Regions from separate parts of the Homo sapiens genome. Here region 2 is linked to region 1. Evidence: read pairs that join two places in POLR2A ChIA-PET (ENCODE). Cell type or tissue: HCT116. All regions are shown on one strand. Links, peaks and the distances in the headings refer to the core of each region. The heading gives the core; the rest is flanking DNA.

The links. ChIA-PET counts read pairs that join two places held together with the same protein. Peaks named below come from ENCODE experiments on the same cell type or tissue, not always from the same donor. Only the 100,000 strongest peaks of a DNase experiment are listed, where the experiment ranks them.
Region 2: POLR2A ChIA-PET joins it to region 1 with 5 read pairs; 6 of 35 experiments call an interaction of 5 or more read pairs at or near these places.

The regions. Positions count from the first base shown.
Region 1 is chr17:16,025,669-16,031,047 of GRCh38, forward strand. It overlaps TTC19 (tetratricopeptide repeat domain 19), which reads left to right. Exons shown (of 10, transcript NM_017775.4): 9 at 872-1,034; 10 at 1,706-3,736. The coding sequence ends at 1,854. NCOR1 (nuclear receptor corepressor 1) reads right to left here. Exons shown (of 46, transcript NM_006311.4): 46 at 3,489-5,379. Among named protein-coding and RNA genes, the nearest start is that of TTC19, 29 kb to the left of the region's middle. RefSeq lists a silencer at 2,519-2,568. In HCT116, for the core only: no CTCF peak of the experiment used is centred there; DNase peaks (open chromatin) are centred at 2,163 and 2,613; H3K4me3 peaks cover 1,075 bases; H3K27ac peaks cover 2,012 bases.
Region 2 is chr17:15,952,016-15,957,394 of GRCh38, forward strand. All of the region lies in intron 1 of ADORA2B (adenosine A2b receptor), which reads left to right. Among named protein-coding and RNA genes, the nearest start is that of ADORA2B, 9.6 kb to the left of the region's middle. In HCT116, for the core only: no CTCF peak of the experiment used is centred there; a DNase peak (open chromatin) is centred at 2,446; H3K4me3 peaks cover 1,185 bases; H3K27ac peaks cover 4,799 bases.

The DNA.
Region 1 (5,379 bases), core at 217-5,216:
TAAACACATTGAATTGAAATCATCTCTTTGGGTCTCCCCTCCATCCGAGTAAGTTCTTAGATGTAAGGAGTGCATTGCTTTGTCTATGAATGCTTGCTACTGCCAATATAAGACATAACAATTTTAACTGAATGTGTCCCAAGGCTGGGGTACATGGGTAGGGTGAGTAATATGTTTTGGAAGAAAAGGGAGGTTGAGCTATGAATTATCTCCATGAAAGGGATTTATAACTTATTATGAAGAGTCCCTTAATGGAGTGAGGAATAATAAACAAGCAAGTACAGAATTCAGATCTCCAAGTACTAGAGTCAGGGGGCTTAAAGCATGGCATCAGTGGGGAAGTAGGTATGGAAGTCTACCTCTTCCATACTGAAATTCCATTTCAGTAGCCAAATTAAAAAAACTCCTACTGGGCATCTTCCTAAAATAGATGGTGTATTTCTTGTTTTTGATGAGCCTCAGGGTTATCAGCAGGAACAACATAATACAGTGGGGCTCCAGAGGCAATCAAACCATAGGAGGCTGGCTTCTCAAAGTTGCTCAGCCTTAAAGGAGATAATATGTGTAGCTTCTTGCTGTTGTTTTTCATTTGGTGCTTCTAACTGGGTAATTAGTTGGATTAATAAGCACTGTCTGTTACCTAATTTCCAGATTTGTATTATTTCCCAAAAGGTCGAACTAACATTGTCCACTGTACAATGTGATTATGATTAACAAATGCCCACAAATTTGTTAAAGAATGGTATCCCTCATCTTTTGTGGAATGCTAGGAAAGATGAAATCTTATGTATTCAGAGTTGGATGCACTCCACATTAAAGTTCTGTGAAGGCATGTTTTTAAAGAAAAAATTGTTTTTTCTTTTACATACAGACCATTGTGCTGATGAGTGACCTGGCTACTACCCTGGATGCACAGGGCCGCTTTGATGAGGCCTATATTTATATGCAAAGGGCATCAGATCTGGCAAGACAGATAAATCATCCTGAGCTACACATGGTACTCAGTAATCTAGCTGCAGTTTTGATGCACAGAGGTAGGTAGCAATGTAAACTTAACTGACTTGCTTTAAGGGAGGGATGTCACTGGATTGATAGATTTGTGAAGTGGTATGTAGGGAGGGCAAGGGCCAACGAATAAACATGTAAATTAAAAGACTGGTTGAATGGCAGAAAAAGGAGGTATTGATTAGGTTGAAGTACTATTGTGTTCAATTCACGTAACTTCTACAGACCTGCACTAGCCTGTCGAACCCCATCAAGCTGGAGAAAACCTTGCAATGATAGTACCTTACGTCAGTAGTGCTTTACAGATTTCTAAATGTGTTCAGTTACAATGTGTTTCTCACAGTGTGCTGGTGAAGCTTTATGACAGGAAGTATCATTTTGTCAGACATTTCTTAGTGTCAGCACACTATACCGATCATTTTCAGAAACCTGGGATGACAGGTGTATTACACATACCACCATTCATGAAATCTTGGGCTCATCAAAGTCCTCAGGATATACTGGAAAGGGCCGTTAGGAATCCCACAGCATTCAGTGGAGTTCCAGCCTGTCAGATGGGGATGAAATGAGGCAGCACCAGCTTGTCGCTTCATAAGCACACAGTAAATTAGCCCTATATCTGCATTCATGCTCTCTCTTCAGAATCACCTTGAAAACATACACTTTCTTCTTACTGTCCCTTCTCTCTGGGTTATTTTAGAACGATATACACAAGCAAAAGAGATCTACCAGGAAGCACTGAAGCAAGCAAAGCTGAAAAAAGATGAAATTTCTGTACAACACATCAGGGAAGAGTTGGCTGAGCTGTCAAAGAAAAGTAGACCTTTGACAAATTCTGTCAAGCTCTAAATCCATTTTTGTGTAGGGAGAATAATGTCTAGTAATGTGGAAGAATAGCTATCATTCCTGTCTCTGTGGCACCCGATCAATGGCTTAAATCTGTCGTTTTTGATATTCAGGTTTCCTCAATTTAGCCTTAGTGAAGGAGGGGTTGTACACACTGCCATTTTTGTATTTTAAAGGAAAAATGACTTTCATTCCCAACTGATTATGACCTTTCAGGATGTCGTCAAGTGATGCTTTCAGTTGTAACACGTGACTTGGTGCTGTCCCTGCTGGTCTAAGTAGAACTGTAGATTCATATGGGCTGGTGTTCCTGTGCGCTGTGGGTGTGGTGATTCAGCCTGGCATTTCTACCATAAGTTTTTGGTCTGCTGATTTGCTGCCCTGTCTTCTCTTACTTTACTTTATCAATACCTGGCAAACTGACCAGAATTACCTTCCTCATGGCAAAGGGGGATTATGGTGAATTGTTGTTCTTATAGTCTGTTTCATGAAGCACAAGTGGAATTTAATACATAAAAGAGAAAAATATCTTAGTTTGCTACCAGCATCCAGCATGAAGTTGTAAAGTGGGGATTAGGCACGTGACAGTATAGCACCCATTTGAATTTAAATAAAAGTGAACCATATTTATCTGGTTATATAAAACTAAAAATGGGGGTGTTTATATAAAACTAAAAACTAAGAATGATGTAACCTTTTGTCTGTGTTATCTGAACACTCTACTTCCTTTGCAGCCTTAGTCACACAACTGAGTCATCTCAAGTACTCTTTAAGGACACACAGCCCAGGCTGTTCTGAGTCAGAATAGGCCCCTACAGGTATATTTTAAAACTCTTCGTAATTCTAATGTGTACTGCTGGTATAGCTGAACTACTGACCTGGATCTTAGTCCTAGCCTTTTTGCTTTTGCAATTTCAGTATCTTCATCTCTAAACTAGGGAAACACTGGGATTCTTTCTTAGCTGTGGGGGAAGGTATTTGGTTAGATGACTTTGAATGAATAGACTGCTGTGCTGAAAGAGCTTTATCACACTGTCTCAAAGTATGTAAAGATACATAGGTGGATGCTCTTACTGCAGCAGTCATGAATACATTTTTAGCCATTTACCTAAGGAAAAAGACAGTTTTTCTAGGTACCATGAAGGAAGATTGACCCTGTTGGTATGCCTGTGGGGGTGGGATGTGAGTGGGACTGATAAACTGATACTTTTGGTTCGTATGTACATACTGGAAGAATCTTCATAATAAATGAGACTACACAACAATATTGTATGTATCCCAGTAATCTTTGCATTTCTCAAAAAAAAAAAAAAAAAAAAAAAAAAAACTTTCTGAAGAAAATAAAAACACCAGAAACCTTGAGGTCCAAATCCTCAGGGATTAGACTAAAACTAGAGTTTTGTATGTTGCAGATGTAAATTTCTTCCTATTTTCTGTCTAATCTCATATTATTTACCATGCAGCTAATGCCGTTTACCAAGTCTAGCTCAGAGAGATAAGATACAATATAAATCAGACTGTTTCAGTAGAAACCAGTATTAACGTATGGTGATTTCTTAAAAAAATTAATGTCAACCACTCACCTTTTGCATTGAGAATGTTTTTACCTTTTCACAACTGCAGGGGTTACTGAAAGGTTTTTCATTCCAAGTTTTATTTATTTATTAATTTTAAATCATCCACAGTGACTCAGCTCATGGTCTCGTTGTTGGAAACACTAGGAGTTTTCAGGACAGTCTCTTCATGTGGGTGTTTTCATTACAGTTCATTTACACTGTTGTAAAATAAGGTACTGAAGCAAAAGGAGGACTGATCTCCTTTACTGATTGGTCTAAATTCAAAAGTGAATTGGTTAAAATCGTGTCATTAAAATTTTTTAACTGTCCAATGGTCACTGGAGTTTTCTGGGCATAAATATTTTTAAAATAGAATCACTCAGTGTACCAAAATTAAAAGCATTATGAAATTTGCAGTCATAAACATGCAGTGGAAAACTGGCTGTCAGAATACTTTTATGAAGAGTATTAGGAAGACCTTAATTTAGTTCTGGGTGCTAAAAAAATCACGTGTAAGGATATAGTGTCAGAACACTGAAATCTAAGTCTACAAAGAATATCATGTTTTGGTTTGCAGTGAACCACAGTAAGTTGTCAGTGCTGCTCTGTGCTTACCACTTAAATCATGATAAGGTGAACCTCCATAGGTAAACCATGTGAGAATTCTGTCCTTTCATTTATTTTGAACCAAGAACTATTATTGGATTTTAACTCTCATTCTGAGATTTCTTCTCCAGGTGATGGTAAATAAAGTAATACGCACATGCATTATGATGAGGATGGAGGGAGTGGTTCACAGCACCTCACCTTCGGGTCCTCAGGTAGAACTGCAAGAGTAAGAAGTTAGGCTCTGATCTGACATGTTCTCAGAAACTATACGGTTGACCTTCAAATAATGCAGGAGTTAGGGGCATAGACCCCCTAAGTAGTCAAAAATCCACATCTAACTTTGACTCCTCCAAAACTTAACTACTCATGGCCTACTGCTGACCAGAAGTCTTACGGATAACATAGTCGATTGACACATATTTTGTATATGTATTATATACTGTATTCTTACAATAAAGTAAGCTAGAGAAGAGAAAATGTTTGTTAAGATTATAAGGAAGAGAAAATATATTTACTATTCATTAAGTGGAAGTGGATCATCATGAAGGTCTTCATCCTTGTCATCTTCATGTTGAATAGGCTGAGGATGAGAAGGGGTTGGTCTTGCTATCTTGGGTGGCAGAGGTGGAAGAAAATCCATGTATAAGTGGACCCACACAGTTCAAACCCGTGTTGTTCAAGGGTCAACTGTATTCTGACTCAGAATAGCTTAAGACCCTCAGGGTCATAGAAAAATACCATCATAATCTCTTTTATGGTAGGTTGGCAATATAAATTATTAACAAACTCTAAAATATTACCAGTACCTGAAAAAAAAAAATTCAGCAGAAAACTGTGAAGTGGAACATTTAGTCACTGTTTTTCATTCATTTTGAAATTTTTATATGTTTACATATATCTGTTGTAAAAAATACCAACTTTCCAAGTACTAGGAATGCTGACCACTAAGCCTGATCTAAAGTTTATGTTGGGGACCTCAGGTATACAGGAGTGGAACAGGGACAGGAGTGAAAGCTTTGACTGAAGACAAATGTGGGCTTATGGCCTATCTCTGTCACTAATTTAACTATATGGGCAAAGTACTAAACCTGTGTCTTCATCTGTAACATAGGGATTAGACACCAGTGATAGGAGGGTCTTGGTCAGTAGCTAATCACAGAGCTGCTTCCTTAAAAGCCTTGAGTACTTTTGTTTAAAAGTTTAGGTCTACTTGAAAGTCTGTAAAGTGCTAATTTTTATCATCCTGAGAGATCTGTTTCTCCCCTTTCCAGTTACCAGTGGCATTCTCCCAAAACTGTTAGTATCTATGTTATAGAAAGATACTTAAATGCTATGATAAATTGTATGAAAAAAACTTTAAAAT
Region 2 (5,379 bases), core at 113-5,112, 74 kb before region 1:
GCCTGGCCTCATGCTGTGGACATTCCCACTGAATTCTGAAAAGGACAGTGGCTGCCTTTGGTTGTCTGGAGAAGAGGGTAAATGAAAAAAAAGTCAACATTTTCCCACTACAGATCACCTGGCTCCTTTCTCGGTGACCACGTGCAGGGCAGGACCCAATCCCTGTATCTCACTCTTCTCATTTGTCAGTTTATTATCACAGCATGGGTGTACACTGCAGGGACAGATATGGGGAAGTGTCCTCAGCTATTCTGGACATAGAGATTTTCAGTCTTGTGAATGGCAGCCATTGTTCCCAAGCCGTTTCTGGGTGCCAGGCACCTTACATCCCTAATCTCCTTTGATCTTTGCGACCGCCCTATGGGAGCAGATGGAGTTATCTTCACCACCTCACAGATAAGAAGATGGAGGTGCAGAAAATTATGTTTAGCCCAGGGTCACACGGAAGCCGGGACTGAGGCAGCCTATCTTCCCAGGAGCCCTTAACCATCATGTGAGCAGCTGGAGGGAAGGACTGCACACCCCGAGGTCACCCCCAAACACCCCCTTGATGAGGGGTCCCTTCTAGTGGTGGATGAATAAGGACACTGGCAAATTGTGATTAGATTCCTTTAATTATTACCTGGACAAAGAAGACTCCAGCTAACCTGTCAAATGGACGAGTGAGGAAAGAAGCTAAGCCCTGGCCAATGTGAATGGAATCTCACAGCATTTGCCTGACAGCTGTGAGGCTTTGTGGATCTCCTCCCACCTGCACCTTCCTCGGATTGGGGAACTGAGGCCCAACCTTTCCTTTTGCCTCAGATTTATTAGTGACTCCAGAATTAGGCTTTAGCCATGGTTATTCTCTCCTAAATTATTAACTCGATAGGCTCTTGGACTCCGAGGCTAACCAGCTGGAGACAGCGCCACGGGCAGCGGGAACTCAATGGCAAATAGCAAATGTATCTTCTTGGACAGAATTAAAGTGGAGAACAGCCTGTCCCAGGCACGGGCGGGCAGGCTTCCACTCAGTCTAGGCTGAGGGGCAGGGCTTTTTCTGGAGGGTGGAGGGTTGAGTGGTGTGGTAGGTGGGAGGAAAGTGCCTGCAGAGCTGGGAGTGCAGGGTGCGCAGGAGCAGGGGGACTCCTGAGCTGGCCTGGCACCTTGGGTGCTTCGCACCCGTGAGTGGGCATGGGATTTGGGCTGTGGTGGGGGACGGGCCAGGGAGCAGGCAGCTCGAGGAGGGCCTTGAGCTTGCTGAGGGTTTTGGATTTTGTCCTGAAGGTGCTGGTGAGTCCATGAATGAGTCGCATTTATTATCTTCTATTTTTTTGAGTTAGAAATCAACCAGTGGGCATAGAAGTAAACAGTCAAAAGTACAAAAAGGCCCAAAAGGGAAAGCAAGAGACCCCCACCAGTCCCTCTGCCGGGGGCAGCCCCCAGCCTGTTTCTCTTGGCATTTGCCCCGAGGGGCGCTCTGGGCTGAGCCCTGGTTTTGTGCTGCCATCTTGAAGCAGAATCTGTTGACTCCCCACTGTGAACCGCCAGGCCCGTGGCTCATGCCAGCCTTCTCCCCTATGCCCCACTTGAATTTCTGTTATGTTTTGATTTTTTTCCTGTGGACATTTCGGCCTGTGTTTCTGTCAAGTGGTGATTATATTTGCTGACTGTCAAGAAAAACAAGGAAGAACGTGTCCCCCATTCCTTTCCCAGGTCTGCTCCTGGTTTCTGTGAGCCGCGCTGTTACTGTGAGCGCGCTGCCTCTCAGGAAGTCTTCCTTGTGAAAGGTAACTCGTGCTGCTGGAAAGAAGCTGACACTGCACAGGGGGAAGCTGTAGAGTTGTCCCCTGTCTTGGATCTCTGCTTTCCTACTTTGCCTGTCAGAGGCAGCCACTATTTCTCATGGCTTCCTCTGCACAGATGGTGTATTGAACACATTTGCATTATACCATGACTTTTATGCTGTTAAGGTTTATACCATTTACATTTTTTTTTTTTTGAGACAGAGTCTCGCTCTGTCGCCCAAGCTGGAGTGCAGTGGTGCAATCTCACCTCACTGCAACCTCCGATTCCCAGATTCAAGCAATTCTCCTGCCTCAGCCTCCCGAGTAGCTGGGATTACAGGCACGTGCCACCACGCCTGGCTAACTTTTGTATTTTTAGTAGAGACGGGGTTTCACCATATTGGCCAGGCTGGTCTCGAACTCCTGACCTCAGGTGATCCACCTGCCTCGGTCTCCCAAAGTGTTGGGATTACAGGTGTGACCCACTGCGCCTGGCCAGGATCCTATTTTTAGATGCCATCCATTACTCAGACATTACTCAAAATTATGTCACATTTTAGCCTGCTTCAGGTTTACCATCTGGAAATTAGAAAGTTAAAGTAGGAAGCATGCCTTCCCACATCCTCGTGATCACCCAGCTTCTTAATCACCCTCATGCTGAGCCTCCTCACCCCTTTGCTATGTGTGCCACACAGCCGCTAGGGCTTCCTTTACTGTGCCCTTGGAGTGGTTCCAGCATTTCCTGCATTCCATGTTCTCTTTCCTCTTTCTAGGATTTCATATTTGTTAGACACGAGGATAAACTTTCTGGGTTCTTATATGTCAAAAATGTTTTTTTGGCCTGGTGCAATGGCTCGCACCTGTAATCCCAGCCCTTTGGGAGGCTGAGGCAGGAGGATCGCTTGAGCCCAGGAGGTTGAGGCTGCAGTGAGCTGCATTCACACCACTGCACTCCATCCTGGGCAACAGAGTGAGACCCTGTCTCAAAAAAAATTTTTTATTTCTCACATATGATTGGTTGGTTGATAGATTGTGGTTCGGAAGTGTTTTCCCTCAGATGTCTGAAGGGGTTGCTGTAACACCCAGTGTTGCTCACAAAGTCTGGTGTGTAATGATTCTTACTTGTAACTTGTATCTCTCCTCTGGGAACCTTTGGGATCATTTGTTTTTCCTTGGTGTTCTGAAATTTTGTGAGACTGGGTCTAAATGGTAACTCTTACTTTTTTTTTTCATTGAGGATGGCACTAGTAGGTAGGTGAACCTTGCCAATTTGAAGACTTAGGTCTGTCTTCAGCTCTGAAATTTTCAAAGAATACAGTTGACCCTTGAACAACTTGGGTTTGAACTGTGTGGGTTCACTTAAAATGGATTTTTTTTCAACCAAACACAGATTGAAAATACAGTATTTGCGGGTTGTGAACCCGAGTACACAGAGGGCCAACTTTTCCTGTAGTGGGGCTCTTGGGGCCAACTTCAGGATTTGATTACATACGGATTTTGGAGTACTTGGGTGCCCTGGGACAAATCCCCTGTGTATACCAAGTGAAAACTGTATTTTCTTAATTAATTCCTTATCTCCATTTCCTCTGTTCTTTTCTCTGGGATTCTTTTTTTGTTTTTTTTGTTTTTTTTTTTCGAGACAGAGTCTCGCTTGTTGGCCAGGCTGCAGTGCAGTGGCACGATCTGGGCTCACTGGCTCACTGCAACCTCCATCTCCCGGGCTCAGGCAATTCTCCTGCCTCACCCTCCCGAGTAGCTGGGACTACAGGCATGTACCACCAAGTCCGGCTGTATTTTGTATTTTTTAGTAGAGACGGGGTTTCACCATGTTGGCCAGGCTGGTCTTGAACTCCTGACCTCAAGTGATCCACTCACCTTGGCCTCCCAAAGTTGTGGGACCACAGGCGTGAGCCACCACACCTGGCCGCCTCTGGGATTCTTTTTTTTTTTTTTTTGAGATGGAATCTTGTTCTGTCACCCAGGCTGGAGTGCAGTGGCACAATCTTGGCTCACTGCAACTTTCACCTCCCGGGTTCAAGTGATTCTCCTGCCTCAGCCTCTCGAGTAGCTAGGATTACAGGCGTGCACCACCACACGTGGCTAATTTTTTGTATTTTTGGTAGAGATGGGGTTTCACCATATTGGCCAGGCTGGTGTCGAACTCCTGACCTCAAGCGATCTGCCTGCCTCGGCCTCCATAAATGCTGGGATTACAGGCGTGAGCCACGCCTCTGGGATTCTTAATAGGCAGATGGGGACGTCCCCTCCTTTCCTGATCACTGTTCTCTGACAGTTCCCAGTGCTTTCTCATTCTTTGTAAGAGTTTCTTCGCTTTTTTTCCTTTGTTCTTCTATTTTTCAATACAATTTTAGCATTCATATGTTTACTTTTGATGAAGACTAAGGGATTTTAAATTGACTTTGAAAAACATTTTTTAGATTCACATGGTTGAGATTCCTCGTGTGGCAGAGTGTACATAACCTAAACTCTTCCCCTCCCCCACCCGTTATCACTAGGTCTCTAGCCACAGCTTGGGGAGAGTGTGGGAGGGGGAGGGGATCAATGCCACAGCTCCCAAAGCTTGCCCACAGGCTGTCTTCCTCTTGACATCTGTTCTTTTCTTAATCCCATTCTGATCCCTGCTGTTTGCTAGACTGGAGCCTCTCATCCTGGCCATCCATGTTTCCAATTTAGGGTTCCATGGTTCATGCTGATGATCCTGTCCACCTTCTGTTTTTAGAAACTCATAAAAATCTCCGGTTTGCTGATATCATCCTCTACTTCTTTTTTTAGGATGATTATGTGTGTCTTTTTTTTTTTTTTTTTTTTTTTTGAGACAGTTTTGCTCTTACTGCCCAGGCTGGAGTGCAATGGTGCAGTCTTGGCTCACTGCAACCTCTGCCTCCTGGGTTCAAGCGATTCTCTTGCCTCAGCCTCCCAAGTAGCTGAGATTACGGGCACATGCCACCAACGATGCCCAGCTGATTTTTGTGTTTTTAGTAGAGACGGGGTTTCACCATGCTGGTCAGGCTGGTCTCAAACTCCTGACCTCAGGTGTTCTACTCGCCTCGGCCTCCCAAAGTACTGGGATTACAGGCATGAGCCACCGCACCCGGCCTGTGTGTCTTTACTGTCATTAAAATGTGATTTTGTGAGGAGTGATAATTAGGTGGAACTTGGAATGCCAAGGTACAATTTTAATCTGGAGTTTGATATGGTCAGGTTTGCATTGTAAAAGTCACTGGTGGACAGCTGAAGGAAGGAATGGACGGGACAAGATGATATAGGGTAGCCACTTGGCATCCAGATGAGAAGGAAAAAAGCATGACCAGGGCAGAGGCCATGGAGATGGCAGCAGACTCTACAGATATTGGAGACTCGTAGAACCACAATTTCTGCACCAGAGAAGGCTGATGTTTGATGCCAGCCATGGAGTTCAGCAGTCTGGAGCAGAGGAGCCACAGGTAAAATCATATAGGAAAGAGTCCTGAGAACCACAGATGGGCCCTGGAGCCACAATCAGTGAGTGACACCTAGAAATGTGGGTAGTTAGGGCCAGGCTGAGTGGAATTGATGTGCGTGAGATCTGCCATTGTGGAGCAGTAATGAGTCA